2 separate regions of the Homo sapiens genome follow, and region 1 is linked to region 2. The links are chromatin loops, found by intact Hi-C in ENCODE. Cell type or tissue: GM12878. All regions are shown on one strand. Each heading gives the region's core, and the rest is flanking DNA. Links, peaks and the distances in the headings are about the cores only.

Evidence for each region. Hi-C counts contacts between places; a loop is a spot of excess contacts. Peaks named below come from ENCODE experiments on the same cell type or tissue, not always from the same donor. Only the 100,000 strongest peaks of a DNase experiment are listed, where the experiment ranks them.
Region 1: a loop joins it to region 2, with 2.5 times the contacts of the local background. A loop is called at or near these places in 20 of 110 quality-filtered maps.

What each region holds. Positions count from the first base shown.
Region 1 is chr1:202,793,754-202,806,385 of GRCh38, reverse strand. The region is part of intron 1 of KDM5B (lysine demethylase 5B); the gene reads left to right. It also overlaps the pseudogene SLC25A39P1. Among named protein-coding and RNA genes, the nearest start is that of KDM5B, 8.4 kb to the left of the region's middle. RefSeq lists enhancers at 9,527-10,027, 10,028-10,528. In GM12878, for the core only: no CTCF peak of the experiment used is centred there; DNase peaks (open chromatin) are centred at 4,197 and 5,455.
Region 2 is chr1:202,993,453-203,006,084 of GRCh38, reverse strand. It overlaps the pseudogene MGAT4FP and the pseudogene RPS20P8. Among named protein-coding and RNA genes, the nearest start is that of TMEM183A, 7.6 kb to the left of the region's middle. RefSeq lists a cis regulatory region at 33-382 and an enhancer at 134-908. In GM12878, for the core only: a CTCF peak has its summit at 6,644 (motif pointing right); a DNase peak (open chromatin) is centred at 6,634; H3K4me3 peaks cover 430 bases.

The DNA.
Region 1 (12,632 bases), core at 1,924-9,923, 200 kb after region 2:
GTAATGTAGCTTCATGTCACATGCTAGGAAGGGTGAATATGAATATTGCACATTTGCATAATGGGATTTTATTCAGAAATTGGGTAACTTGACTAAGTTCTTAGTAACCAAAACGTGGGGAGTCAGGTTCCTGGGAGGTGTCCTCCATGTTGGTATTGTGGTATACCAGGGCTGGGGTAAATCCTTTATCTTGTTTTCTTGTTCTTTGCCTTTTAGAGGGCCCTTTTTCTGAAAAGATAGTGTTGCTCTGGTTAGGCTTGGCTACCCATTTCCTCATCTTGGCTAGAATATTAATGGTAATCTTTGCAAAATGTGTGATCGAATTGCCTTTTTCTCACTCTGAATGTCAGACAGACATGATGGCCACCATTTTGTATTGAGAGTGCTACATAGTACAGCCTGAGGAAAGGGGTTAAAGAGGCACCAATAATCTACAAATACAACCAGTACTCTGTTTGGAGACCTCCTTTGTGTGGAGGGGACTTGCTTCCTCCTTTGTTTAACAAACTCCTTTGCCAAATGGAAAGAGTTTGAGAGTATTTGTTGTTGATATAACCACAAAAAGGGAAATCTTTCCAGAAGTTGTAGCTCTTGAAGAGGGGTCTTGTTGGAACAAAGGCTTCTTAAGAGATGTAAACAGTCTTTGTTTTAGAAACTGTTTTGTTTTTGGGAAAGCTAACTGTGAACAAGTGGTTTCATATAGTTGATATATAGCAACAAAAAAACCCTTCAAGAAGTGTGAAATATTTTCCATGGTGATATATATAATGTCTGTATTTCTGGATGATTTTTGTTCACCGAGTTTTTGGAACACAAATGGTTATATTAGAAGGGGAATTGGAACTATTGGTATTTTACTTGTTAGAAGGTAAGGAGAAGTATAAAACATTTCTGTCTCCTTTTGTTCTTACCTTTGTATCTTTACCAATGGTACTTAATATAGTTTCAGTTTATAGCTGCTTTCTCAGTGAGACTCCCAAACTGCTTGGCTTCTGAAAACTTAGAGTACTTACATTATTTTGTATATGGCAGCTTAGGGGTTCTCAGAAATTTGAAAATATAGTAAGATAAATGTGAGAAAACGTGATTAAGTCAAGAAGACTATACTTCAAATCTGAGTTTGAAGTTTAATACAAACCTTTGTTTCAAATTATATCAACTATGTAGGATAACCAGGCTTGTTTTCTGGACCAAAACCTTCTTAAATTTACAATTCATCTGGCTTCTGGTTTTGTCACCTTTAAAATGCAAATTTTTAATTTCCTCCATGATACTGTACTTAGATGTCTGTTTAAGGACAAATGATATTTTTCCATATCACTTTGTGGTATTTGGAGATGAGTAATTTTAAGGGTGTAACTATTAGGCAGAAAAATAGTTGGCTGCTCAGTAAATACTTTTTTGTCTCCCAAATTTTGATAGGAATATATTTATGGCTTTAGTAACTTATTTTCTTGCTTTCAAATGTCTCACATTTGGCCATAGATAGATTCCACAAATTTCTTTTTTTTTTTTTTTTTGAGACGGAATTTTGCTCTTGTTGCCCAGGCCTGGAGTGCAGTGGCTCATCACAACCTCTGCCTCCCGACCTCAGGTGATCCATGCGCCTCGGCCTCCCAAAGTGCTGGGATTACAGGCGTGAGCCACCGTGCCGGGCCTAGATTCCACAGATTTCTTCTTTGTGTCCGGAGAAGGTTTAAATCAAACCCCAGAGGCCACAAGAGACAAAAATTTTTCAGCTTTAACTTCTTGTGGTTACTAGTTTGATTCCTTCATCTTTATAGCCAAGTGTAAAACTGCCCTTAAATGTTTTAATACAGTCACCATTTTTGAGTGAGCCTGTTGGTTCCACTCCTAGAGAAGAGGGAGGAACTTATACACTTCTTTGTATGGTAGAAGTGTTAATGATATGGAGCTCATTTACTCCCTTTCCAGCGTATCATTCTCCCTAATTTGGGGTTTGATCGACTTAGGCCTAACCCTCTCTCTGTTTTCCCTATTTCTTTGGTGTCATGAAATCTTTCCCTACTTGTATCTTTGGCCACTTTAAGCCTTTAACGTTTAGAGAAGAGGCTTATCAGTAGAAACATCCTTGAGCAAAGGAAGAACTTATAACTACTTAAAAAAAAAACCCTTTTATTGAAATATACCATACAATTCACGAATTTATGATGTGTAATTCAGTGGTTTTTGATATTTTCAGAGTTGTACAACCATCACCACAATCAATTGTAGAACATTTTCATCTCCCTCAAAAGAAACCCTGAACTCACTTGTAACTACTTTTTTTTTCCTTTTTTTAAATTATACTTTAAGTTCTAGGGTACATGTGTACAACGTGCAGGTTTGTTACATATGTACACATGTGCCATGTTGGTGTGCTGCACCCATTAACTCATCATTTACATTAGGTATATCTCCTAATGCTTTCCCTCCCCCCTCCCCCGACCCCTAACTACCTTTTAAGACAAATTTAGGACTATAATGCCCAGGAGAAAAACCTGGTAGGAGGTTGGATTAAGTCCTACAGTTCTAGGCCACAAATGTCTACCTTTTTTTTTTGAGATGGAGTTTTGCTGTTGTTGCCCAGGCTGGAGTGCCATGGCGCAACGTCATGTTGCTCACTGCAACATCCGCCTCCCGGGTTCAAGCGATTCTCCTGCCTCAGCCTCCTGAGTAGCTGGGTGGGCATGCACCGCCACGCCCGGCTAACTTTGTATTTTTAGTAGAGACGAGGTTTCACCATGTTGGTTAGGCTGGTCTTGAACTCCTGACCTCAGGTGATCCACCCACCTCGGCCTCCCAAAGTGCTGGGATTACAGACGTGAGCCACCGCACCTAGGCCACAAATGTCTACCTTAAAGCTAAAACAAACTTCATTTGTTGTAGTTATTGAATGGGTGTTTAGCTAAATTTGACTTTGCCAGTGGTAAATTGGGCACATTAGTAGCCACAAACATATCTACCCAGTTGTAATTCTTAGTGAACTAATAAACAAAACGTGTAGACTTTAAGAATGTAATGTGAATGATATTGCAAATATGAGTCAGCTAAAGATTTGAGTCCCCACCCCCACTGGAAAAATTTCCTTCCCTTCCTATGGTTATAGGGTATGGTTTTAAACATGCAATCTAAACTTTTAAAAGAGCGAAATGAGTAGAGAATTACCTTTGAAAAACATTAATAAACATTCTCTATTAAAAGCCAGGGCCTGAAATTTCCTTTTTTTTTTAATCTCACTCTGTCATCCAGGCTGGCATGCAGTGTTGCAATCAAGGCTCCCTGCAGCTTCCACTTCTTGGGCTCAAGTGCTCCTCCCTCCTCAGCCTCTAATAAATTGTAGGGATGCGGTTTCTCAGTATGTTGCCCAGGCTGGTCTTGAACTCCTGGCTTCAAGCAGTTCTCCCGCTTTGGCCTCCCAAAGTGCTGGGATTACAGGCATGGGCCAGTGCACCTGGCCTGAATTATTTTGTTGAGACACTGATAAGAAAAATTAAGAGAAAATTATTAAACCTTAATTTTATTCTTTCTCTGTTTCTAGGGTAATTTTCTTTATGACCTGTTGGCCTAGACTTAGAGTATTAGAGTATTTCAGGTTGATAGATTAGTGAAAAATGTGTTTACTGGTTTACATTTATAAGTGGGTAGAAATCTGCCAGTGGGGGAATTTTCTCTTGGGTAAAAAAATACAGGGCTGGGCATAGTGGCTCGTGCCTGTAATCCCAGCACTTTTGGGAGGCCTAAGTGGGCGGATCGCTTGAGGTCAGGAGTTCAAGACCAGCCTGGCCAACATAGCGAAACCCTGTCTCTACTAAAAATATAAAAATTAGCTGGGCATGGTGGCAGGCGCCTGCAATCCCAGCTACTCGGGAGGCTGAGGCAGGAGAATTGCTTGAACCCAGGAGGCAGAGGTTGCAGTGAGCCGAGATCACTCCATTGCACTCTAGCCTGGGCAACAGGCTCAAAAAAGAAAACAAACACAACAACAACAACAACAAACAACAACAACAAAAAAACAGTGTAAACTATTTGATTAAAAAAAATGAACCCTGTTTAAATGCTGTAATGGGACCTTTTTGTAGACTTTTGTAACCTTTCATTGTTGCCTTAATTGGACCCCATTAAGGTTGGCTGTAGAAAAGGATAAGGGAAAGCCCGTGCCCCTAAAATGAAAGTGCTAATTAGGTTTCTGGTGTTCAGGGTTTTTTGAAGCCTATGCGTGTACTTCTTTCCAAATGCCATCTATAGGTTTGAAAAACTACTAACCTAGGAGTACCTTGCTTTCATCCTTGGACAGTCCTCTCAGTGTTGAGATTGTTGTGCAATTTTTTTTTCTCTAAGAGAATTTGGTATTTTCTAATATACCTGTTATAGTACAGATCATTGGCAGCCTCAAAAAAAAAAAAAGATGGAATGAAGGTTGGGAACTGGAGGGCTACACATTCTCAAATTTAAGTTTGGGTCTCTTGAAGGGGACTCACCAGAGGGCGTACCGACAAGTCTCTTTGGGGTGAGTGGGTGGGTGAGTTGATACCTTGGGAAAGCCATATTCTTAGGCTGCTGCCATTGACTTTTGATTATTTAAAGTTTGAGATACTAATAACTGGATTTATAAAATCCAGATTGTGAGAAACTTGTTTTAGACATAAGAATGGTATGCAATTGAGAAGTATTTCTTAAGTATTTATTAACTGCTGTGTCCTTGCATGGGATTAAAGAGGAAAAATTAATATGAAAATTAAATGAAAATTGTAAATAAAAATTAAATGAAAAATTAAATTGTACACTTCCACAAATTCATTCAGAAATGTTTCTTTTTCTGTCATTATTAGATGAATTCTTTGAATTTGCTTTTTACAACCAAGTTTATGAACCAGATTAATGAAGAAAAGATGTCTCTAGGACAGTGAGGCATTTCAGTTCCATAATTGTAGGATGTTTGGAACAAAGATGCAGAATTTGACTGGAATGCATTCTTTTAAGTCCTCTACCCCCCACCATGATTTAAGACACTCAGTCCTTTAACTGTAGACCATCCTTCTTAAAGCACCATCAGCATATATCTTTACACATGGCCTTAGAGTCATCCCATATGTGCTGCTGCTGCTTTTTTTTTTTAAGCATTTAAGCTTTCTTTCGGATATAAAAACTAATCATTTTGTTCTGCCAGACCCGTCACTTCAGGGAGTAAATTAAAAAATTTTATTACAAAAAATGTGAAGCATACACAAAAGTGTAAAGAATAGTTACTTTAGCTATTTTCCTGGATAGAAGAGCAGAAAGTGGAGTAGCAGCATTGGAGTTGAGACAAAACTAGGGATCTTCATTTGTAAAGAACAGCTTAGCTTAGCTTTTGTCCTATTCAGGTTATAAGTGACATTTGGGCAATTATGAGGTGAGCTTTCTAGCCTTCAGTCAGTGATGGTCATTTTGCCCAATTAGGTTGGGGATAGTATTTCTCAGTTTTAGTCAATGGCTTTGTTGCTTTGTTACACATTTGTTGGGACATGTCAAGTAACTTGACCAGCTGCAGGTCTGTTGGCACATGGAGGTGTTGGAGTCGGTTGGTGGGTGGAGGTTAGTCTCTGCTAACATCACTTCATTTCTTTATCTGTTCATTTTTGTATTGGCCAGACTTTATCTGAACTTTCTTTTCTTAGGAAGGGGCCTTCTGGTCAGAGTGGGTATTTAGCCTGACAAAACAGAGCTGACATCAGTAGTAACCAAGAAACAGAATGATGTTCTAGCCAGGCATGGTGGCTCTCACCTGTAATTCCAGCACTTTGGGAGGCTCCAGGCAGGAGGATCGCTTGAGGTCAGGCGTTTGAGATCAGCCTGGGAAACATAGTGAGACCCTATCTCTACAAAAGACAAAAAATTAGCTGGGAATGGTGACGTGCACCTGTAGTCCCAGCTGCTCGGGAGGCCAAGGTGGGAGGATGGCTTGAGCTCAGAAGTTCCAGGTTGCGGTGAGCCCTGATCACGCCACTGCACTCCAGCCTGGGCAACAGAGCAAGACGTTTCAAAAACAAACAAAACAAAATGGCTGGGTGCGGTGGCTCACACCTGTAATCTCAGCACTTTGGGAGGCCGAGGCAGGTGGATCATGAGGTCAAGAGATTGAGACCATCCTGGCCAACATGGTGAAACCCTGTCTCTACCAAAAGTACAAAATTAGCTGGGCGTGGTGGTACGCACCTGTAGTCCCAAGCTACTCGGGAGGCTGAGGCATGAGAATCACTTGAACCTGGGAGGTGGAGATTGCAGTGAGCCGATATCGCACCACTGCACTCCAGCCTGGTGACAGAGCAAGACTCCGTCTCAAAAAACAAAAACAAAACAAAAGTCCCTTTCTGGAAAAGAAGTTTTAGGGAAATGAGAATTTGAAGAGTCTGATGAATTACTTGTTAGATTGTTAGGTTCAATTTAAAAATTAGGTCATTGGAAAATATTTTCTATTAATGTCCCTTAAAATCTAAAGACTTCTCCCTGCTTCCTTGAAATAATAACTTCATTTCTGAGATAGGAGATGCCACCAGGCAGGTGGTCACATAATGACCTTTTAGAACTTGTTGATTTCATTTCACATGGTAATCTCTTGTAAAATGCTGTGAAATTTAACTATTATTTTGCAGGGATAAAAAAGAGGTTTATCAAGGGGACTGTGTGTATGTATATTTTTATTTATCACGTTTTTTTCTTTTTTAAAAATTACTTTTTTTTTTTTTGAGATGGAGTTTCACGCTTGTCACCCAGGCTGGAGTGCATGCAGTGGCGTGATCTCGGCTCACCGCAACTTCCGCCTCCCAGGTTCAAGTAATTCTCCTGCCTCAGCCTTCCTAGTAGCTGGGATTACAGGCACCTGCCACCACACCCGGCTAATTTTGTATTTTTAGTAGAGATGGGGTTTCTCCATCTTGGTCAGGCTGGTCTCGAACTCCCGACCTCAGGTGACCCGCCCACCTCGGCCTCCCAAAGTGCTGGGATTACAGGCGCGAGCCACCGCGCCCGGGTTAAAATTACTTTTCAAAAGCCAGTTCCTCTATTATGTAAAAGAGGACAGGAGGGGTATTTTCTAGATTTTAAAAAATAGGTGGGTAGAGTCTTCAATCTAGTTACATCATGACCTTGGACAAAGTCATTTTTCTGCAACGTATGCTTGTCATCTGCTCTAAGGGGATCTGACACTGACCTAGGGCTGCTGTCCAGACTAATTAATTGATGGATTGCAAGGAGCTTAAATCCCAAAGCTTTATTTGCTCATTGCTAAGAAGAGTCTGGGGACAGATTTAGTGAGACAAGGGTTAGTGCCAAGTACACATCCCTCATTTTCCCATATAGTGAAGGGATTTCCCCTTGTCCCCCGGGGACAGAGTCTTGCTCTGTTGCCCAGGCTGGAGTGCAGTGGTGCAATCATAGTTCATTGCAGCCTTGACCTCATGAGCTCAAGCCGTCCTCTCACCTCGGCCTCCTGAATAGCTGGGACCACAGGTATACATGCCACCACACCCAGAATTATTATTTTTTTTTAGGGACAGGGTCTTGCTGTGTTGCCGAGGCTGGTTCGAACTCCTGGCCTTAAGCCATCCTCCCACCTCAGCTTCCCAAAGTGCTGGGACTACAGGCATGAGCCACTGCACCTGGCTGTGAAGGGATTGTTTTCTTTTTTTCTTGTTTTGTTGCCCAAACTGTAATGCAGTGGCACAATCACAGCTCCTTGGAGCCTCGAACTCCTGGGCTCAAATGATCCCACCTCAGCCCCCCATTTAGTTGAGATTACAGGCACACACCACCATGCCTGGCTAATTTTTCAAATTTTTTTGTAGAGATGGTGTCTCACTATGTTAGCCAGGCTGGCCATGAAGGGATGTTTTAAAAGTGAAACTTGAAAAGGCAAACCGCACCCCGCAACCCCAAAAAAAGGCAAAAACCCATCATCAAAACCAGAGTATAGCCAGCATAGTGGCTCACACCTGTAATCCCAGCACTTGGGGAGGTGCAGGTGGGAGGATTGCTTGAGCACAGGAATTTGAAACCAGCCTGGGCAACATAGCAGACCCTATCTGTACAAAAAAAAAAAAAAAAGACAAAAACCAATCGAACAAAAAAAACCCTAGAATATATAGACTATAATCCTTCAATTGGTTTAGACAAAGCTTTTCTGTCCCTGAATCTTTATTTTTTTTGAGACAGGGTCTCACTATGTTGCCAGGCTGGAGTGCAGCATGATGTGATCTTGGCTCACTGCAAACTCCGCCTTCTGGGCTCAAGTCATCCTTCCACCTCAGCCTCCCTAGTAGCTGGGACTGGGACTACAGGTGCATACCATCATGCCCAGCTAGTTTTTGTATTTATTTTAATAGAGACGGGGTTCACCATGCTGCCTAGGCTGGTCTTGAACTCCTGAGCTCAAGCAGTCCACCTGCCTAGGCCTCCCAGAGTGCTGGGATTACAGGCACAAGCCACTATGCCCGGCCTGTCCCTAAACAGATTAGTGAGATTAACATGTTTTAAAAGGTAGAGCTGTTAAAAATTATTTCAGAAAATTTGCAGGTGCATTTGTGTGTCTTATGTAGTGCATGTATATAGGCAGGAGTTTAGTTTGGTGAGATTTGTATTAAGAAGGGTTTACAGTGATTTAAATTTCCCCTAATATGGGATGACTGTGACATTGTGGAAGCCACGCAAATAGAAGGATATTGTACTTACTAACATAATTTAAATAATCTCAATTCATGTCTGACAGGAGGGGTCAATAGTTGAAGTCTAGTAATTTTGCAATTATCCTACTTGTAAAGTGGGGAGAAAAGTAGAAGTGGCAGGAAAAATGTTTACCTAGATCTTTTAAGAAAATATTTTAGGACAAGAGCCACCATCATATTTTATTCTTTTATTTATTTATTTATTGAAGTTAATTATATTTAGACTTAAGGAATTAACAAAGGAGCAGGGAGACTAGACCAGGTCCCAGGATATCTTGACTCCTTGGGGCAGGCCCAGCTACAGCAAGCACAGAGGGAAACATAGGGGAGGGGCAGATAGCAGATTTGGTCTTGAACTTGGAGGGTAGGAAATGGATGATCCCCAGGATGGAAGCAGCAGGAGGAAGCTGTGTCTGAGGATGGCCTGGGCTGCCCAGAGGGGCAGCCTACCCCTGGACCCCTGGGGCTGTTGCACAGCGGGAATGGAAACAAGGATCCTCCCCTCAGGGCTGAGGGGTTCAGTCCCTCCTCCCCTCTTTCCCCATCTGTTGGAGAGATGGGGGTCCTTGCCTCCTTGCCCCTTTGAATGGCCCAGATGCTGGTCCTGATTGAGTCTCTTTAAGAGACTTTTGCTGAACTCATAAGTGGTGATCGTGATAGCATAGGAGGGGATAGACTTGATGATCCAAGGGAGGAAGCCTGCAAAGAGCCCTCTGATGCCCGACTTGGCACAGATCCACCTCTGAGCAACCAGGTAGAGTCCGCATCCAGGGATGTCACTTCCACGGCTTCCATCACTCCGAGTGTGGCCTGGTGTTGAGTCTTCATCACGACAAAGGTTAGGGTCAGCACTGTAGCCAGCATCATGGTGATGCTGCCAGCTGCAAAGCTGACTCCTATGGTTGTCATGGGACCATGGAGTTCCTTTGGCCTGAGCCCATTCAGCCAGCTCTTCACTAGCTCGTAGTTGAACCAGTACAGGGCTGAGAAGGGCACATTTCTAAGGAGAGTGGGGCCCCGGCACAGCCACAGTGAGCACCAACCACTCTAAGCCACCGGAGCTCAAACACAGGTACCAGCACATAGTATAACATATGCTAAACCTGCAGCTTTGTCTGCATAAGCTCCAGGGCACTGATGATTGCAGTGATAGTGCCAGGGTGGACCAGCACACCAGCTACCAAGGTTATGTAGAGGTAAGGGCTCAGCCACACAGGCAGGCCTTGAGTTGGTTGTAGGCAGTGAAGTAGTTGGTGGTAGCTGGCACAGTCATCACCAGGGTGGCTGGGAGGCCACTCCACAGGGTCCTGGTGCCCTTGTGCCTCAGAATCTTCACAGAGGCATCCAAGGTGCCAGTGAAGCTGGTAGGGTCTTAAAACCAGGTGGCACAGCGGGGACCATTTGGTCATAGGTACAGAGGCTCCAGGACACCATTGTAGTACAGGATTGGAGAGAGGAGGGCAGCTTGGCATAAGAGAGGCTCTGAAGTCTGGAGGAAGGTGTCAGCTCACTGGCCACCAGCGGGCACTGAGGCTGCAAATGGACCTTCCACCATGTCCAGGGGTGTCACGAGGAAGGAGGTGACCACAGCCCTTGAAACGTGAGACCACCATTTGTTGGAGGGAGCTAATGCCCCCAGAGTCCTGTCAGTCATCTTGCAGCTTCAGTCCTAGCTCTAGATTGGTGCTTGTACAGTGCGAGGCTGGTCAGGCCCATTACAGCTCTGTGGCCTCACCTTGCACCAAGACTGACTCCCTGTATTTTACTCCCTATATTTTATTATTTACCAACAATTAGACAATCTTCACCTTGCACCAAGACTGACTCCCTGTATTTTACTCCCTATATTTTATTATTTACCAACAATTAGACAATCTTATGTTAAAAAAAAAAAGTTAATTAGGACCCCTATGTAATCATATAAACTTAAATTTCCTAGTTTTTTATTCAAATATATCTTCTGTTATTGGACCTCATAACATTGCCTCTTAGGTAAACCCATGTAGAGAGTAGTCCCCTCTTTTTTTTTTTTTGAGATGGAGTCTTGCTCTGTTGCCTAGGTTTGAGTGCAATGGTGCGATCTCAGCTCACTGCAACCTCTGCCTCTGGGTTCAAGTGATTCTCCTGCCTCAGCCTCCTGAGTAGGTGGGATTACAGCGACGTGCCACCACGCCCAACTAATTTTTGTATTTTTAATAGAGATGGGGTTTCACTATGTTAGCCAGGCTGGTCTCAAACTCCTGACCTCGGATGATCTGTCTGCCTCAGCCTCCCAAAGTGCTGAGATTGCAGGTGTGAGCCACTGCGCCCAGCTTCTAGTAGTCTCCTCTTATCTGCAGAAAGGAAAACCACGGATAGAATTTGTCAACTGCTGTCCAAAAATAGGTGAGGACAGTACAATAAGATATTTTGAGAGAAAGACTACATTCATGTAACTTTTATTATTATTATTTTTTATTATTTATTTTTTGGAGACAGAGACTTACTCTGTCCCCCAGGCTGGAGTGCAGTAGTGTGTCTCGGCTCACTGCAATCTCTGCCTCCTGGGCTCAAGCGATTCTCATGCCTCAGCCTCTTGAGTAGCTGAGACTACAGGCACCTGCTACCACGCCCGGCTAATTTTTGTATTTTTAGTAGAGTTGGGGGTTTTACCATGTTGGCCAGGCTGGTCTTGAACTCCTGACCTCAAGTGATCTGCCCGCCTCAGCCTTCCAAAGTTCTGGGATTACAGGTGTGAGCCACCACACCCGGCCCCATGTAACTTTTATTACAGTGTATTGTTTAATTGTTATTGTTAATCTCTAACTGTGCCTAATTTATAAGTTAAATTTTATCATAGGTATGTATGTATAGGAAAAAAACATAGTATATATAGGGTTTAGTATTTGCTATCCATGGTTTCAGGCATCCACTGGGGGTCTTGGAATGTATCCCTCCAGATAAGGGTGGGGACTACCATATGCTACATTTCTATTGTGACTTTAATGTGGATTTTTTGGTCTTGAATCAGTCACTTAATACTGCTTTCTAAATGTATTAAGACACTCCCCAATGGTATATGTACCATTTAAAATTGTCAAATGCTTAGGTATTTTTGTTAGGAGTAGATAGCTAGGCTAAGATTTCTTTTCCCAGCTATGTACTTTATGTGCCCTTAGGCAGATTGTTGTGCATTCTTGAGTTAATTTTTGCCATCTCACTGGCTTGACCAAATTGTAATGTTCAGAGAACTAAAGCCTAAACTTAGTGTGTTTCAAGCACTTGATTGGAACTTTTCATTAAGCACATATTCTTATGGGGCATACATACTACAGGCTACAGATACTGAAACATTTTAATACTACTCTAATCACATAACCCCAGAAACAAAGAACAAATCCCTATCAAGCCCACATAATTACAAGGTCTTTAAGGCAGGATCCTCCCAATTTTCTGTGGTTATACCAACTCATCATTTGGTGACATTTAAACCAGATGGTAATATCTCATCCTTGCCAGGCTTTAACTTGGAAGAGATGGGAGGTAGGAGCCCTTAGGATTTGTATTCTGTTATCTTTATAGGACAGTGGGGAAAGGGGTGGATATAAGAGAAGTTTATACAGTGAAATTTGAGTATTACCTCCACTTTGTAAAATTCCAGGTCTTTAGACTTTTGCCTGTCTCAGAGAGGCTTTCATCCAATATGATGTATTTTGGACAAATTGAGAACAGCCACCAAATTTTCCAGTGGGAGGCTGGCTTCAGGGATTTGTGGTAGAGTATGGGTTTGGGGTTTTTAAAAATTGTGCTTGGTAGCAGCCCACTCTTCTGGGTTCCTCTATAACTACTGTTTTTCTCTGGTAACCTTGTGGCTTTTCCCATCTTCCATTTCTAAAATATATTTTTGATTTATAGAATATATAGTTGCTCATCAAGATTTTTTTGACAAGA
Region 2 (12,632 bases), core at 3,140-11,139:
GGAAGGTCACTTGAGTCCAGGAGGTCAAGGCTGCAGTGGGCCATGATTGCGCCACTGCACTCCAGCCTGGGCTACAGAGCGATACCCTGCCTCAAAAAAAAAAAAAGGAGAAAAAGAAAAAATAACGTCTTTCCTTTGTATTGAGACAGAAGCGAGTCACTGAGTGAAGATTACAGAACTGTAAGGGAGCAGGACCCTGGGCTAGTATTATCAGGCCTCTGAGCCCAAGCCACGCCACCGCATCCCTGGTGACTTGCACGTGTACGCCCAGATGGCCTGAAGTAACTGAAGAATCACAAAAGTGAAAATGCCCTGCCCCGCCTTAACTGATGACATTCCACCACAAAAGAAGTGAAAATGGCCAGTCCTTCCTTAAGTGATGACATTACCTTGTGAAAGTCCTTTTCCTGGCTCAAAAAGCTCCCCCACTGAGCACCTTGCGACCCCCACTCCTGCCCACCAGAGAACAAATCCCCTTTGACTGCAATTTTCCTTTATCTACCCAAATCCTATAAAACGGCCCCACCCTTATCTCCCTTCACTGACTCTCTTTTCCGACTCAGCCCGCCTGCACCCAGGTGATTAAGAGCTTTATTGCTCACACAAAGCCTGTTTGGTGGTCTCTTCACACAGACGCGCATGAAAAGTAAATAAATAAATAAATTAAAAAAAAAAGAAAAGTATCACCGCGACACATAAGAAGTTATTTGGTTTCCTAAGTTATTCTCCTTTATCCTTCTAACTTCCTTGCAGCTCCTAAAAGGTGATAATCCCTGGCTTGGGAAACTTAGGACCCAGGCATCCAATCCGCTGGATCTACCAGAGAGTATCTTATTTTCAGTCTAACGAGCTGGCACCAAGTTTGTTAGGAGAAAAACCTCAGGCCTTTTACTAACATTATGTAACAGACTACCACCAGGGATCTTGCTAATAGGCTTGAATCAATTAGGAATTAAAATTGAAGCTGAAGAGAATTGATTACAATTATGAAATATTCAAATTTAATTTATCTAAAGTTACAACATGAAACAAATGTCTAATAAGCTGTTAACAAAAGAAAATTCTTTCAAATAAGGTTTCTATTTATATGTAATTCATGTTTGTAGTCCAGTTCAAAATGCAGATGGTAAGTGCTGAGGCTTCTCATTTCACAACGTTATCAATAAAAAATTCATGGCCGGGTATGGTGGCTCACGCTTGTAATCCCAGCACCTAGGGAGGTGGAGGCGGGAGAATACTTGAGCTCAGGAGTTTGAGACCTGCCTGGGCAACAAGACCCCATTCTCCACAAAAAGGTAAAAAAAAAAAAAGACCAAAAAAAGTGTAATAAAAATTTCACAAGGTTCACATAGATGTAGATTTCTACTCATGTGGCACCCTGTTGAAAACACTCAGGCATTCAGATTCTGGAGGAAATCAAAGTTACAAGAAACATAAACCCTATTACAATGTCACTATAAAAAACTTGGGTTTTAACAAGAATGTTGTCTCATTTTTCAGCAGTATAATTACTATTTTAATGCATTGGATGAAAGAAATGCTAGTTCCCAAAACTGTTTATTTCTTTTTTTTTTTTTTTGAGACGGAGTCTCACTCTGTCACCCAGGCTGGAGTGCAGTGGCACGATCTCAGCTCACTGCAACCTCCGCCTCCCGGATTCAAGCAATTCTCCTGCCTCAGCCTCCCGAGTAGCTGGGATTACAGGCATGTGCCACCACACCTGGCTAATTTTTTTGTATTTTTAGTACAGACGGGGTTTCACCAAATTGGCCAGGCTGGTCTTGAACTCCTAACCTTGTGATCCACCCACCTCGACCTCCCAAAGTGCTGGGATTACAGGCGTGAGCCACCGCGCCCGGCCTCAAAACTGTTTATTTCATCTTTCAAAATTTCTAGACTGAGAAGATTTTAAGCAAATCCTCTGAGACTCTTAAGTCCTTGGGCCAATATAGTGGAACAAATGATCCTACTCTTTCATTCCACCTTTTATTAAAAAGCAACAATTTTTAATTAATAGCACTGTTAATCTCCAGACCAGAAGATACAAGTTCTTGCTAGGAAGACAAGTAAAAGTTACTAAAATTGTTATTATGTTTAAATGCAAGTGGCTTAACCTAGCTATTAGGAAGAAAGTGAAAGGAAAATGTTGTTTTCAAATATTTTCCTCAGAAAAGTGGGAAATTCAAGGACAGCAGATAAATATATACAGCATTCGAATGCTATATTTCTAGATTATGTCCACCCTACTTTTTTGGTATTAAACTGTCCTTTAGACCCGGCACGGTGGCACACACCTGTACTCCCAGCACTTTGGGAGGCCGAGGAGGGTGCATTACAAGGCCAGGAGTTCAAGATCAGCCTGGCCAACATGGTAAAACCCTGTTTCTACTAAAAAACAAACAAACAAAAACAAAAATTAGCCGGGCATGGTGGCGGGTGACTGTAGTCCCAACTACTTGGGAGGATAGCTTGAACCCAGGAGGCGAAGGTTGCAGTGAGCCGAGATCGCACCACTGCACTCCAGCCTGGGCGACAGAGCGAGACTCCATCTCAAAAAAAAAAAAAAGGTTGTTATTTATTTTGCACTAATAGTAAATGCTCACAGGAGGTGTTTGCTTTTTAAGGTTCCTTTATCTTGAAAACTTAAAGATGGCAAATCTATGTTGGTTGTCATAATTTTCTTTCAAATTTTAATAGCCTGTGAAACCCTAAAGCCTGGGAATCATTGCTTTGGAGGTATTGGAAAAGTATCCCTTCGGTTTGAATAAATAAATACATGACAGTGGGATTTCCTACTGAAGGCAGTTTAGTATAAAAAAGCAATATTTTGAAAGTAGTCAAGAGTGCAGCTTGTGAAGTCAGACTTGCTTGCATTCAAAACTTCCCTCTGCCATTTATTATCTGTGTGACCTTGGAAAAGTTACTTAACCTCTCTGAACCTCAGTTTCCTTGCCTGTAAATTTCAGATAATAAAAACACCTGCTTCACTGGGTTGTTGAAATAATTAATTGAATTAACCCATAAAAAGCATTAAAAATAGCACATAGTAAGCCTCTCAGCTATTATTATAGTGGTGAAAAAGTTGTGGTAGTTGTTATTTGAAAACACCTTAGGTGACTGATTCCTTTTTGCTTCTACTGCATTAGGACAGAATACATAGAGTCAGAAGGAAGGCAACCCATTCCAGTTTATTAAAATGCTAAGACTAGTTAGTACCTAACATACAAGTGGCAGGGTTAGAATTCAGACTATCTCCAAAGTTCATATATTAAAAAAACACTGTTCACTTTGGGAGGCCAAGGCAGGTGGATGATTGAGGTCAGTAGTTCGAGACCACCCTGGCCAACATGGTAAAACCCCATCTCTACTAAAAATACGAAAAAAAAAAAATTAGTCAGGCATGCTGGGACATGTCTGTAGTCCCAGCCACTCGGGAGGCTGAGGCAGGAAAAAACACTGTCTTGGCCAGGTGCAGTGGCTCCCAGCACTTTGGGTGGTAGAGATGGGAGGATCACTTGATGCCAGAAGTTCGATACCAGCCTGGTCACCATAGTGAGACACCATCTCTGTTAAATAAATAAATAAGAATAAGAAATAAAAATAAAAACCACTGTCTTATACTGCCTCTAAGATTAAAAGAGTCATACTGAACTTTTGCCTTTGATTAATATTAGTAGTCTAAGTGTAAGTTCCTCTGAGCTGGCCACACCATGGTCAAGGCATTGTGACATTCTCCCACCCTTGTGATAATGTACTTTGTGATATTCCCTATCCTTGTGAATGTGCTTTGTAACGCTCCTGCCCGCCCTTGTGACAATACAGTCTCCCCCTCCGCCTTGTGAACGTACTTTGTAACATTCCTCCCTGCCCTTGTGACAATGCGTCCTCTCTGCCCTTGTGAATGTACTTTGTAACATCCTCCCCGCCCTTGAGAATGTACTTTGTAACATCCATCCTTTGCCCACAAAAATTGCTCCTAACTCCACGGCCTATCCCAAACTTATAAGAACCAATGATAATCCCACCACACTTCGCTGACTCCTTTCTCGGACTCAGCCCACTTGCACCCAAGTGAATAAACAGCCTTGTTGCTCACACTAAGCCTGCTCAGGTGGTCTCTTATACAGATGCGTGTAACAGTTAGTACACGTGGAGTCAAACTAAGAGAAAACCTGTAACAGAAAACAAACTGAAAGCGTACTTAAACAATGAATTTCTATGATGTGCTAAAGCTGTGGAAAAGATCTGAGAAGAATCTGATTCATAAGAAGAATGCAGTGAGCCAAGATCGCGCCACTGCACTCCAGCCTGGTGACAGAGTGAGACTCCATCTCAAAAAAAAAAAAAAAAACAAAAAAAAAACAGCTGTGGCACTAGAAAAACTGCATTTATTGCATTTATTAAATCTAGGGAAAATTGCTTGTGATTAACTTTACCCACCTTATTTAAAATATAGTATATTGATGCCGAGCGCGGTGGCTCACGCCTGTAATCCTGGCACTCTGGGAGGCCGAGGCCGGCAGATCACCTGAGGTCAGGAGTTCAAGACCGGCCTGGCCATCATGGTGAAACCCCATCTCTACTAAAAATACAAAAATCAGCCGGGCATTGTAGCCGGCATCTGTAGTCCCAGCCACTTGGGAGGCTGAGGCATGAGAATCACTTGAGCCCAGGAGATCGCACCACTGCACCCCAGCCTGGGTGACAGACTGAGACTGTCTCAAAAGCAAAAAATAAAATACAATATAGTATATGGCCAGGTGTGGTGGCTTACACCTGTAATCCCAATACTTTGGGAGGCCGAGGCAGGAGGATTGCTTGAGGCCAGGAGTTTGAGACCAGCCTGGTCAACATAGTGAGACCTCATCTCTATTTTATAAAATAAATTTTAAAAATAAAATATAGTATATGATACAAATAGTTCAATTCACATAGTTCTCAGTGGTTTTCAGTTAAAAATAATAGTAACAAATAGAGTAGCCTAGCGTTGGGAAGCTCAGGCTCTAGAGGCAGATGTTCTCAGTTTCAATCACTGTTCTTCTCTTAATAGCTACATAACCTGGAGCAGATTACTTAATCTCACAAAAATTCAGTTTCCTTATCTATAAGATGAGCTTCATAATGATTCCCAATTCATAGAGTTGCTTTAAGGATTAAATGAGATAATACAATATATGGAAAGCTCTTAGCTCAGCACCTGGCACATAATAAGCACTCAATAAAGGTGGGCTGCACTTAAAACTAGAAGCATATTCATTTGAATCAGTAGCTCTCAGCCATGACTGCACAATGGACTCCCTCCCTGGTGGTGGCATTTTATAAAGTACTAGTGACCTGGCCCTACACCCAAAGTTTCATATTCAATCAGTCTGAGGTGTAGCCTGGGCACTCGCATTATTTTAAAACAATCCCTAGAGGGCCAGGCTGGTGGGCCACACCTGTAGTTCCAGCTACTCTGGAGGCTGAGGAGGGAGGATCCTTCAAGACCAGGAGTTATTCTCTTAAAAACAAACAAAAATAATCCCCAGATGACTTTAATGTTCCGTCCAAATATTGAGAACACAGGTTTAGATCAAGGGCCAGCAAACCAGAGGCTGCAGGCCAAATCTGACCCCTACATATTTTTTGTAAATAAAGTTTTATTGAAATACTCCTACCTATTTATGTATTATCTGTGGCTACTTTTTTTCTTTTTTAACCAACTGATAATCACTTAAAGAAAATTGATTAATCCTGTGCAGAGGTGACTTCAACAGCTGGCTCAATACTGATGAAAGTAATCAATTTAGCAATTCAGAAGTTCTGTGTCAGTCAGTGAGTCGCTTGTGGATTCTTATGGGGATTTATCTTGGATTCTTACAAGTCTTAAACAAACTTCACCACAGGAGTTTTTCTCTTAGTGATTCTTAGAATCTTGGTAGGGATCTAAAATGGTCCTTTCACTTTGAGATTATTTTCCTTTGCACTTTTGATCAAGTCAGCACACATCTTCTCCAGGGATGTCAGGTTGCAGCTAGTTAGGGTAATTTTATTTTCAGAGACAGGGTCTCGCTCTGTCGCCCAGGCTGGAGTTCAGTGGCGCGATATCAGCTCACTGCAGCCTCGACCTCCTGGGCTCAAGAGATCCTCCCACCTCAGCCCCCCAAGTAGCTGGGACCACAGGTGCGCACCACCACGCCCGAATAAATTTTGTATTTTTTGTAGAGAAAGAGTCTCTCTATATTGTCCAGGCTAGTCTTGAACATGGGCTCAAGTGATCCACCACCTGCCTTGGCCTTCCGAAATGCTGGGACTACAAACGTGAGCCACCGCGCCTGGCCGGTTAGGGTAATTCTAATTCAGTGAATTAACTTGTGGTTCCAGGGATGTCTTTCTCATGTTGTTAAAAGCTGCGTCTGTGGCATGATTTCCTCTGGAGAGTGAACAGCGGCGAGTCAGTTGCAGGAGCGGGTGGACCAGAGTTCCGGTACAGCTGGGACCAGGTCTTCCTCAAAGAGCTATCTGTGGCTCCTTTCACTCTACAAGGCGTAATAATGACAAAGACCGAATGATCCTCAAAGTCTAAAATATTTGCCGTCTGGCCCTTTACAGCAAGTTTGCAGACTTCTAATTTAGAATAAAGTTTCTGGGCACTCTGCACCACAAGAGGGCAGTATAGCCTCAGTACGTGATAATTGAGTCTACAAAAATTTGCACATCAGGAATTACAGAAATGAACATATTTTTCCCACCTATAGGCTCCTTTCTCTAATTTACAAACATGCACAAGTCTACTCTGTCCTGAAAACCTCCATGACAAACACTGTTCCCTCCTCTATCTACCATGACTAATAAGAACACCTTTTGCCCATTGTCTTTGTTTCTTCAGCACCTAGACAATTCTTGTGTCACCAGACTCGGGCTTCAAAATTCACCTGTCCATTGAAACTACTCTTAAGGTAGCCAGTGACCTCTTCATTGCATTTTCTACATTCTCTTTCTTATATTTCTATGAGATCTCATCCTTCTTGAAATCATCTTTACGATGATACTCCATTTTTTTAGCTCTCTTCATTATCTCTCTGGCTACTCTCACGGTGACAATGCTCTTTTTTCTCCTTCTATAACCTGTGTTCCCTATTCCACTCTGTTTAAGATGGGCATCAGTCCAGATAAATGCTGTTTTTGCTTTTGCAAATTATTAGCCTTACAAAGTTTTGGGCCGGGTATGGTGGCTCATGCCTGTAATCCCAGCACTTTGGGAGCCCGAGGCGGGTGGATCACGAGGTCAGGGGTTTGAGACCAGCCTGACCAACACGGTGAAACCCCGTCTCTACTAAAAATACAAAAATTAGCTGGGCATGGTGGCGGGTGCCTGTAATCCCAGCTACTCAGGAGGCTGAGGCAGGAGAATCGCTTGAACCCGGGAGGAGGAGGTTGCAGTGAGCCGAGATCGCGCCACTGCACTCCAGCCTGGGCGACAGAGCGAGACTCGTCTCAAAAAAACAAAAACAAAACAAAACAAAACAAAGTTTGGGAATCAGATTGCTAACTTATAAGGGGCATGGCCAGGACTTAGTATGCAATGGGGCCAGGTAAGAAGGAATTGCTATTAACTGAAGAGGTTTGATCAAGTACCACGTCCCAAGGGCAGACCAGAATGAGTTGGGGGGTGAACACAATCTTCCTCAGCTTCATAATCCCACACTTCATGATCCAGTCAATTTTGGGGGCCAGACCCAAGTCTAATCCTTAGTATCTTTATACTGTTTCCTCTATCAGGGAATACCTGCTCCATTCCTTTCTCCTGGGTAACATAGGAGCTCTGTAGGATTAAAAAAAAATGGAGTTCCATGCTAGCTATAAACACTCTACTTGCAGTTACTATAATTAGCTGAGAGCTCTGGGAATTTTCAAGTTTCATTCACGCTGTAGTATGAATCAGAACTTCATCTCTTTTTCTTGCTAAATAGTGTTCCATTTTATGTATGCACCACATTGTGTTTTTCCGTTCATCTGTTGAGGGACATTTGAGTTGCTAATGTGAATAATGCTGCTATAAATATGGGTCCACAAATATTATTTCAAGACCCTGCTTTCAATTCTTTTGGTATATATCCAGCAGTGGAATTACTGGATCATGTGGCAATTCTATTTCTAATTTTTTGAGGAACCACCATACAGTTTTCCACAGCAGCTGCACCATTTTACATTTCCACAAACAGTGCACAAGGATTTCAACTTTTGTTCATCCTAGCCAGCACTTGTTATTTCCTGTTTCTTTTTAATAGTAGTCATCCTAATATGTGTGGGATGGAATCTCATTGTGGTTTTGATTTGCACTCCCCTGATGATCAGTGATATTGAGCATCTTTTCATGTGCTTATTGGCCATTTATATATCTTCTTTGGAGAAATGTCTATTCAACTCCTTTTGCCCATTTTTGAATCAGGTTTTTTTGTTGTTGTTGCTGCTGTTGAGTGTTTGGAGTTCTCTATATAAACTGGATACTAATCCCTTATAAGATACATGATTTGGGCTGGATGTGGGGGCTCATGCCAGTAATCCCAGCACTTTGGGAGACTGAGGCAAGAGGATTACTTGAGCCCAGGAGTTTGAGATCAGCCTGGACAACATAGCAAGACCCTGTCTTTACAAAAAATTTAAAAATTAACCAGATGTGGTGGTGCAGACCTGTGGTCCCAGCTACTCTGGAGGCTGAGGTGAGGATTACTTGAGCCCGGTAGGTTGAGGCTGCAGTGAGCTGTGATTGTGCCACTGCACTTCAGCCTGGGTGGCACAGAAAGATCCTGTCTCAAAAAAAAAAAAAAAAGATGTAGGATTTTCAAATATTTTTTCCAACTTTGTGGGTTGCCGTTTTACTCTGTTGATAGTGTTTTTGATGCACAAAAGCTTTTAATTTTCATAAAGTCTAAATTGTCTATTCTTTCTTTTGTTGCCAGTCCCCTTGGTGTCATATCCAAAAATTCATTGCCAAATCCAATACTGTGAAGCTTTTGCCTATGTTTTCTTCTAAGAGTTTTATAGTTTTAGCTCTCAAGTTTGTCTTTCATCCATATCAATTTAATTTTTGTATGTGATGTAAGGTAAGGATCCAACTTCATTCTTATGTTGTGTGCATATCCAGCTTTCAGAGCACCATTTGTTGAAAAGACTGTCCTTTTCCCATTGAATGGTCTTGGCTCCCTTATCAAAAATCATTTGACTGTATGTTAGAGTTTATTTCTGGGCTTTCTTTTCCATTCCATTAGTCTATATGTCTTCCTTTATGCCAATACCACACGTTTTGATTACTGTAGCTTTGTAGTGAGTTTTGAAATAAGGAAGTGTGAGTCCTCCAACTTTGCTCTTCTTTTTCAAGACTGTTTTGCCTACTCAAGGCAAATTCCATATGAATTTTAGGAAGGATTTTTCTATTTCTGCAAAAGACATCATTGGGATTTTGATGGGTATTGCATTGAATCTGTAGATGACTTTGAAAGTATTAACATCTTAACAATATTAAGTGTTCCAATCAATGAACATAGGATGGCTTTCCATTTATTTATGCTTTCTTTAATTTCTTTGGCAATATTTTGTAGTTTTCATTGTACAAGTCACATCCTTGGCTAAGTGAATTCCTAAGGACTTTGTTCTCTTTGATGGTATTAGAAATAGATTTCTTTTTCATTAATTTCATTTTCAGAGTGTTTATTCTGTTTATTACTTCATAGAAATTCAACTGATGTTTTTGTGTTGATTTTGTATCCTGCTAATTTGCTGAATTAGTTTAATAGTTCTAACAGGTTTTTTTGGTAGAATCTTTAGGACTTTGTACATATAAGATCATATCATCTTCAAACAGAGAAAATTTTGCTCTTCTTCTCAAATTTGGATTTTTTTTCTGTCTTTCTTTGTGCCTAATTGCTCTGGCTAGAATTTCCAGTACTATGTTGAGTAGAAGTGGCAAAAGCGGGCATCCTTGCCTTGTACCTGATCTTACAGGAAAAGTTTTTAGTCTTTTACTATTCAGTATGACGTTCACTGTGAATTCTTTATATATGATTTTATTATGTTGTGGTAATTTTCTTCTATTCCCAGGTTGTGGAATGTTTTTATAATGAAAGTATGTTGAATTTTGTCAAATGCTTTTTCTGCATCAATTGAGATAATTATGTGGTTTTCTTCCCCTTCGTTATGTTAGTGTGGTGTATTACATTGGTTTTCATATGTTAATCCATTATTACATCCGGGAATAAATCCCCCTTGATCACGGTATATAATCCTTAAGATGCTGCTTAATTCTTTTGGCTAGTATTTTATTGAGGATTTTTATATGAATGTTCAAAAGGGATATTGATCTGTAGTGTCCTTATTGTATCTTTGCTAGCTTTGGTATCAGGGCAAAACCAGCCTCACAGGATGAACTAGGGAGTGTTTCCTCCTCTTAAATTTTTTGGAACAGCTTGAGGATTCATGTTAGCTCTTTAAATGTTTGGTAGAATTCACCACAGAAGCCATCAGATCCAGGGCTTTCTTTGTCAGGAGATTTTTTTTATTACTGATTAGATCTTACTAATTATGAGTCAACTCATAGTTTCTATTTTTTAACGATTCAGTCTTGGTAGGTTTTGTGTTTCTAGGAATTTGTCCGTTTAATCTGGGATATCCAATTTGTTGGCATACAATTGTTCATAATACTCTCTTATAATCCTTTTTATTTCTGTGAATCAATAGTAATGTCCCACTTTCTGATTTTAGTATTTTAGTCTTCTCTCCTTTTATTCTTACTCAGTCTAGCTAAAGATTTATCAATTTTGTTCGTCTCTTCAAAGAACAACTTTTGGATTAGTTTCTTTTCTTTTTCTTTGAGACAGAGTCTCGCTCTGTCACCCAGGCTGGAATGCAGTGGTGCAATCTCAGCTCACTGCAAACTCTGCCTCCCGGGTTCAAGTGATCCCCTCACCTCAGCCTCCCAAGTAGCTGGGATTACAGATGTGCACCACCACACCTAGCTAATTTTTGCATTTTTTGCGGAGACAGAGTTTCACCACATTGGCCAGGCTGGTCTTGACCTCCTGGCCTCAAGTGATCCACCCACCTCGGCCTCCCAAAGTGCTGGGATCACAGGTGTGAGTCATCGTATTTTCTTTATTATTTTTCTGTTCTCTGTTTTGTTTATCTCTGCTTTTATCTTTATTAGTTCCTTCCTTCTGCTAGCTTTGAACTTTGTTATCTTTTTCTAGTTCTTGAAACTGTAAGTTAGGTTGTTGATTTGAGATCTTTCTTCTTTCTAAATATGAGAATTTATAGCTATAAATTAACCCCTTTACATGGCTTTTGTTGCATCCTCTAAGTTTTGGTATGTTGTATTTTAATTTTCATTTATCTCTAAGTATTTTCCAATTTCCCTCTGTGATTTCTTCTTCCTCTTCTAAAGGGAGGTCCTAGAATATAGTTCCTGATAAGCTATGACAAAATTTTAGTATGTCGAGTGGGGTACCTCAGTAGTCACTCTCATAGAAGTAGACTATAATAGGCCGGGCACAGTGGCTCACGCCTGTAATCCCAGCACTTTGGGAGGCCGAGGCGAGCGGATCACGAGGTCAGGAAATCGAGACCATCCTGGCTAACACGGTGAAACCCCATCTCTACTAAAAATACAAAAAAAATTAGCCGGGCGTGGTGGCGAGTGCCTGTAGTCCCAGCTACTCGGGAGGCTGAGGCAGGAGAATGGCGTGAACCTGAGGCAGGAGAATGGCGTGAACCTGGGAGGCGGAGCTTGCAGTGAGCCGAGATCACGCCACGGCACTCCAGCCTGGGCGACAGAGCAAGACTCCATCTCAAAAAATAAAAGAAAAAATAAAAGAAGTAGACTAGAATAGTGGTTACCACAGGACGGGGAGAGTAGTTGGGGAGCAAGCATCATGACAGATTGTTCAGTGAGTACAAAGCTGTAGTTAGATAGGGGGAATAAGTTCTGGTGGTCTATTGTATACTAGGATGACTAGAGTTAACAATAATGTCTGTTTCAAAAGAGCTAGAGGAGAGGTTTGTTAATGTTATCCTCACAAATAAATAAATGTTCAAGGTGATGGGTATGCTAATTACTCTAATTTTGTCATTGCACAATTTATACAGGTATTGAAACATCACATTACACTCCATAAATATGTACAATTATTATGTGCCAGTCACAAAATTTTTTTAATGTACATAGGATAATGGTCCAATGATCAAGAATGTCAGGATAGCTAACAAATACTTTGAATAAAATATAATACAGTAGGATGATTAAAAAAAGAAACTCGGGGTAAGAAAGAATATTTTGCCGGGCACAATGGCTCACACCTGTAATCTCAGCACTTTGGGAGGCCGAGGTGGGCAAATGGTTTGGATTCAGGAGTCCAAGACCAGCCTGAGCAACATGGCAAAAACCTGTCTCCACTAAAAATACAGAAAATTAGCTGGGTGTGGTGGTGCACACCTGTAGTCTCAGCTACTTGGGAGGCTGAGGCAGGAGGATTGCCTGAACCAGGGAAGTTGTCTGCAGTGAACCATGATTGCACCACTGCACTCCAGCCTGGGCAACAGGAGTAAAAAAACACTGCCTCAAAACAAAGAAGAAAGAATATTTGTAGAATATATAAAAG